Regions from separate parts of the Homo sapiens genome. Here region 2 is linked to region 1. A link is a loop called in an ENCODE intact Hi-C map of the cell type or tissue named here. Cell type or tissue: chondrocyte. All regions are shown on one strand. Links, peaks and the distances in the headings refer to the core of each region. The heading gives the core; the rest is flanking DNA.

Evidence for each region. Peaks named below come from ENCODE experiments on the same cell type or tissue, not always from the same donor. Only the 100,000 strongest peaks of a DNase experiment are listed, where the experiment ranks them.
Region 2: a loop joins it to region 1, with 8 times the contacts of the local background. A loop is called at or near these places in 7 of 110 quality-filtered maps.

Annotation. Positions count from the first base shown.
Region 1 is chr7:116,171,657-116,174,579 of GRCh38, forward strand. No RefSeq gene overlaps it. Among named protein-coding and RNA genes, the nearest start is that of TES, 37 kb to the right of the region's middle. In chondrocyte, for the core only: a CTCF peak has its summit at 1,570 (motif pointing right); no DNase peak of the experiment used is centred there.
Region 2 is chr7:117,384,988-117,387,910 of GRCh38, forward strand. ASZ1 (ankyrin repeat, SAM and basic leucine zipper domain containing 1) reads right to left here. Exons shown (of 13, transcript NM_130768.3): 5 at 711-822. Among named protein-coding and RNA genes, the nearest start is that of ASZ1, 41 kb to the right of the region's middle. In chondrocyte, for the core only: CTCF peaks have their summits at 1,036 (motif pointing left) and 1,238; no DNase peak of the experiment used is centred there.

The sequences.
Region 1 (2,923 bases), core at 99-2,598:
TTGGGAAAGGTACCTTAGATCATAAGTCAGCTAATAAAGAGAATGGCAGACCCATGTTCTCATAGTGAAAGGATTAAAAAGAAAGCCCTGCAAGGAGGATCTACGTTCACTGTTTCTTAGAGGGCTGAAGAAGAGCATCAACGTCCACCAGTTCGAATCCCAGAATCTCAGACTCAGGTGGATCCAAGGAGTGATGATCCTTCCTGTGAAAAGCAGTAGAGGTTTTGCAAGGGAAGATAGTAGAGTATTGAATGGAGAATGTTCAGGAATGGAATGTTTGGAGCTGGAGGGCACACAGGGGTTTAAAGGTGAGGACTGGCTGCGCATCTTTGGAAGGTGGAATGGGAGTCATCCATGACGTCCCGTTCTTAGGAAGCCCTACGTTATTTTGGTTCCTTAACTTGTGAGATTTGAGGAAAACTCCAGGTTAACTAGGACTTTAATATGGTCCCTTTTAACCTTGTAATTCCTTTCTAAAATTTCTCTCATCCTAAAATAAAGAGGTCACATATTTTTAGAAAATCAGGTGTGATGCCTTTGTGGAGGATGAAGGATGAAAGTAGACAAGAGGTCTCATGGATCCAATGGAAAAAAGTATGTAATAATATTGGGGCAACCACACCTCAGAATAGGTGAATGGATGAATAGAAATGCCAGAGCATGACCCACAGAGAAACTGGTAATGGAGGGAGATCCTGGAATCTGGAAAATATCCCAGAAAAAATATGTGGATGAGACATTTTACAACCAAACCTTCCTCCAACCCTCACAGGTTACTGAAGGAACAGAACAGAGCTTGTAAACTGCAAGCTACATAGTTATGTGTCTTCAAAATACTAATGTTGTTTGTATTATAAGTGGGATTATGAGTCATTTTGTTTCTTCTGTTTTCTAGAGTTCATGTAGACACATGCTTTCCATCCAATAAATATTTATCAACATTTACAATACACCAGGCATTCTTCATCAGTGAGTAAAAGAGGCAAAAATAAACCCCTGCCTGTACTCTAAAGAAATACAATGTAAAAGCAGACAAAAGCAACTATTAATATTTTTAGCTCAGTGGTCAAATATGCCTCTCTCATGTGTGCACAAATGCATGCACGCAGAGGCACGCACACATGCACACAAACAGAGTGTCTTTCCCGGTTTTCTTAATTTCAACCTGTTTATTTCCCCAGTCTCCCCACTTATTTCTAATTCTTCATTTCACTCATAGGTTTATTAGAATTTCTCAGAGTTCTTTGAGCTAAAAAGCTCAGTAATTATAAGTCATCTGTTGTGCCCCGAAACCTTTATTAAATTTTATTTAGACAAAATTATAGAAAACAATTCAGTATGCTTCAATTAAAATTAGCCAAACTATTTTCTCATACACACTGCATTCCTACTGCCTCAACACACATATACACAACCACATACACCAGTAATATTAAAAGTTAAAAAGTAATTTGCAATTCAAGTATGTTTGTTGAAATAATTACTACAGTTGTATATGAATGTTCAGTGAGGTAAGAGGAAATTGTTTATTACTGAATAATGAAAAAATATTACGCTTGTCCATTGGGTGGCAGCAAAACTCTTCCATACTGTTAAATTCTCAAAGCCTTTGTCTTCAGTGTCTTCATGCTAAATTTGATAGATTATACTACACACAGAGGAAAATCCTCAATTCTTCCCTTTCAGGAAGGGGCTGCAGAAGCAGTGAGATTAGTGCTGCATTGAGTTTAAAGTCTTACTGGGTATAGAAGAAATTATCTTTTGAATTTAAAAAACAACAAATTTTATTATTTTATTCTTCAATTCAATCCAAAAGATTCGTGTCAATTACGTGTCAGTACTATGCTGGAAACTTTCTATTTTCATGAAGTTGGCTCCAGCGGGTAGAACTCTACACGAAAAAATAAACATCTGCAACATCAAAAACACCCGGCTTCAATCTCCATCTTCCCTCTCAACACCCTCCTATCATCTGAGCAAACACTCCTTCTTTCCAAAAAGTTACTACTTGATTGGAAACTTAAGCTAGAAAATCACCATAACACAGCATCAAAATTACTGTTTATCTAAAATTGTATAAGTAAAGCAAGGATATCCACTCCATCCCTAAGGTCAGAATTTTTAAATCCACAAACAAATATTTACTTAACCTGCCTGCTCCACAGGGGCCTTTGACCCTCCCTCCTTTGCTCCCAGAACAAAGAGAGAAAAGAGCAATACAAGTGAAAGGAAGAGAATTAACAGTTGAGTGTCAAGAGATGCTGACTGAAATGAACAGAACAGGGCAAGTATGTTAAAGTGCTTCCCAGGTTTTTTCATACGGCATACATCGAACATGCTATTTGTTTTGATACTTTGAGGTAAATGAATGATACCCTTAGATCTGGAAGTGACCAGCCTAGAGTATCTGGCTGTTCTGGGCCTGGAGACCCTGAAGGCCAAAGAGACAAAGGTATCTGTCCATCTGTTCCACACACATGGCACAACCTCTATGCCCCAGCTCACCTACATGGACATTAGGGTTACATGGGGAACTAAGAGGGCTTTAAAATCACTATTCTCAAGAAGGTCCATAAACTCATCAGTTTAGAGAATCTTCTTCCTCCCATTTTTATTTTATACATTTTATGCTTACAAAATGTACATTTTGGGACAATGTGCCCCTGTGGCTTCCCCAGCTTATCCACATATCCCTCTCCCCACATACTATTCATGTGTTGTCACCCACCAGTTACAGAATCATGGAAGGTGATTTACTTTATATTCACTATGTTTGGGGGAATCTTCTTTGGAACCATTTTGTGCTGGGTCATTGTTTTTAAAATTTTTAATTTAATTTCAAGTTCCAGGATACATGTGCAGGATGTGCATGTTTGTTACATAGGTCAACTTGTGCACCAAACATGGTGGTTTGCTGCACCCA
Region 2 (2,923 bases), core at 31-2,530, 1.2 Mb after region 1:
TCTCTTCATTTTACAATATAATGTAAACATATTTCCAAAGTTGTAATTGCAAAGCTGACTGCAAAGCTCATTGATTTTTTAAAACCAGTGTTTTATACAATTAACTGATGTTAAGGAATAAAATGATTTATTTGCCAATCACTGAAGGGTTTTCTACAAAAAATAATTCTTATGTATATTTTAGAGCCCAGATTTTGCTGTGTGTTACAATTTTTTTTTTTAATCAAGAGTAAGGACTACGAGAGTCAGTTAATTCCTCATTTCTATTTCTTTTCTTTTCTTTTTTTTTGAGATGGAGTTTCGCTCTTGTTGCCCAGGCTGAAGTGCAGTGGTGCGATCTTGGCTCACTACAACCTCTGCCTCTTGGGTTCAAGCGATTCTCCTGCCTCAGCCTCCTGAGTAGCTGGGATTAAAGGCACGTGCCACCATGCCTGGCTAATTTTTTGTATTTTTAGTAGAGACAGGGTTTCACCATGTTGGCCAGGCTGGTCTCAAATTCCTAACCTCAAATGATCCGCCTGCCTCGGCCTCCCAAAGTGCAGGGATTACAGGTGTGAGTCACCATACCCTTCTATTTCAACTGTTGCTTTTTTTCACCAGATAGCAATTATATTCCAGCCCTTTTGTAATTATTACTTCTTAAAATTCTTTTTTTGTAGATTACTGATAATAACAGAAACAAAAAGAAACATTGTAAAAATGTTTCTCACAGTGTAACCATTCTCATCCTGGGTATTAACTTCTGCTCCATGAGCAACAAGGAGAGCAACAACCTGGGTGTGACCATCTCGAGCAGCATACATGATTGGGGTCATAAGTCTCCTAAGGAGGAGGAAGAAAGGAAACATTTGTGTTAATGCTGCCATTAATCTCTCATTTTCATTAATTTAACCATACACAATACCACCAGTACTGCTTTGAAAACGAAAAGAAATGAAAGCTTTTGCTAAATCAGGTGATTTAAAAATCCAACCTTCCTGCAAGTAAGTACAAGTGAAAGAGATGACACTTTTAAAGTGCTGAATGCTTACACAGCACCCTCTAGTGAATAAATGTATTAAAAATACATGAAATAAGCCACGCTTTCTACTATGAAGTTCACTAATATACATATTCATCTAGAAAATTATCAGTGTACCCACACTATGCTTATGCTAGGAATATAGTAATGAATGACACAAATAAGGTCCCTGCCCTCAAAGGATTTGCTAATACTAAATGCTTATTACATTTTATTTAGAGGATTGCTGAAACAAAAATGTAAATTTAAAAACTTCATTCCTTAATGTATTCTATTATGATTCTACTTTAGTCTGAGACTGAAAGAATTTTATTCTGACTGGGAGACTTACTATATATAATTAGAAAAGAGATAAGTCCAATAGATTAACCAGCTTAATATTCTCTTAAGAGTACTTTCTGGGAGAGGATAGTGGTTTCTCTGTAGTTTATCATTTCCCAAAATTAGAGATTCAATCCTTCTACTCCTGGAAGTTAGTCACCTTCTGGGCCTATTCCAAGGACACCAGATTTTATCAGCTCTACTTGGGCTGAACATAACATCATGGTCTGTTTTAAAGGAGGTCTGAGACTCTGAGCCCAATTTTCCTGAGTCGTCCTCAAGATCTGATTTATACACAAAGAACTTTGGAAAAGAAAAATAAATAATTTCAGAGTTCCATGTTTTGATCTTACCAAGAAAGTTTTTATTGGTTATTCACATTACATATACAACCTACCAATAGACTATTTCTCTGTAAGGTTTGTTAGCATAAGGTTATACCCTGAAATCTGAACACTTCACACCTATGTCCTTGTTAGCACAATTCATATATATCTGTTTCTTATATTTCATGGTATATTATAATTTGAATGTTTTATGTGAAATTATATGCTAAATCAGTTGTAAAAGATTGCCTCCTCTACCTTGAATATCCCTTACATAGTGGCTTCATTAGATAGACAATCTTTATGAGGTAAAGATTGAATTTCCTGGATAACTTAAGCAAACATAAAAAAATATATACAACTAGCCAGGTGTGGTGGCTCAGGCCTGTAATCTTACCACTTGGGGGGCTAAGGCAGGTGGATTGCTTGAATCCAGGAGTTCGAGACCAGCCTGGGCAACAGAGGAAAGCCCTGCCTCTACCTCTACTTAAAAAAAAAAAAAAAAAAAAATTAGCTGGATGTGGTCTGCACAACTGTAATCCCAGCTACTTCAGAGGTGGGAGAATCACCTGAGCCTGGGAGATCAAGGCTTCAGTGAGCCGAGATTGTGCCACTGCACTCCAGCCTAGGCAACCAGAGTGAGACCCTGTCTCAACAACAACAACAACAACAACAACAACAACAACAACAACGCCACCCAAAACCCCCACATACACACATACGTGGCAACAACAAATTATTTGAATTAACCATTCGAATTCAAATTCTTCATTACATCTAAATCCGAACTGTTGATGTCTCATCTCCACTGCACTTACCTGCATAATAACCCAAATCTGCTCCTCTCAGTCTTCCCTATTTCATAAAGCCACCATTAACCACATTACTCAGGCTTAAGACTAGGCATAATTCATGACTCTTCTCTGTCATTCCAAGTACAAGTCACCGGCAGCTCCTATTAGCCCTGCCTTCATAATCTGCTTCTGATCACTTTTCATCACCTCATTAGCCACTGCAGTGGTCCAAGACAACATCATCTTTCTCTGATTTATATTGCCATAGTCTCATAACTGCTCTCCTCCATGCTTCCATTCTTGGCCACTTACAGTTTATTGTCTTTGAAAATGCCAAGATCTCCCCTTTGCAGGAACTGTGCAAGTGCTCTTGCCTGTCCCCAGACCTTCATATTGCTAACTCCTTATTCTTATACAGATCCTTATTAAGAGAAGATCAGTAAAATTTTCAAACCTCTAGC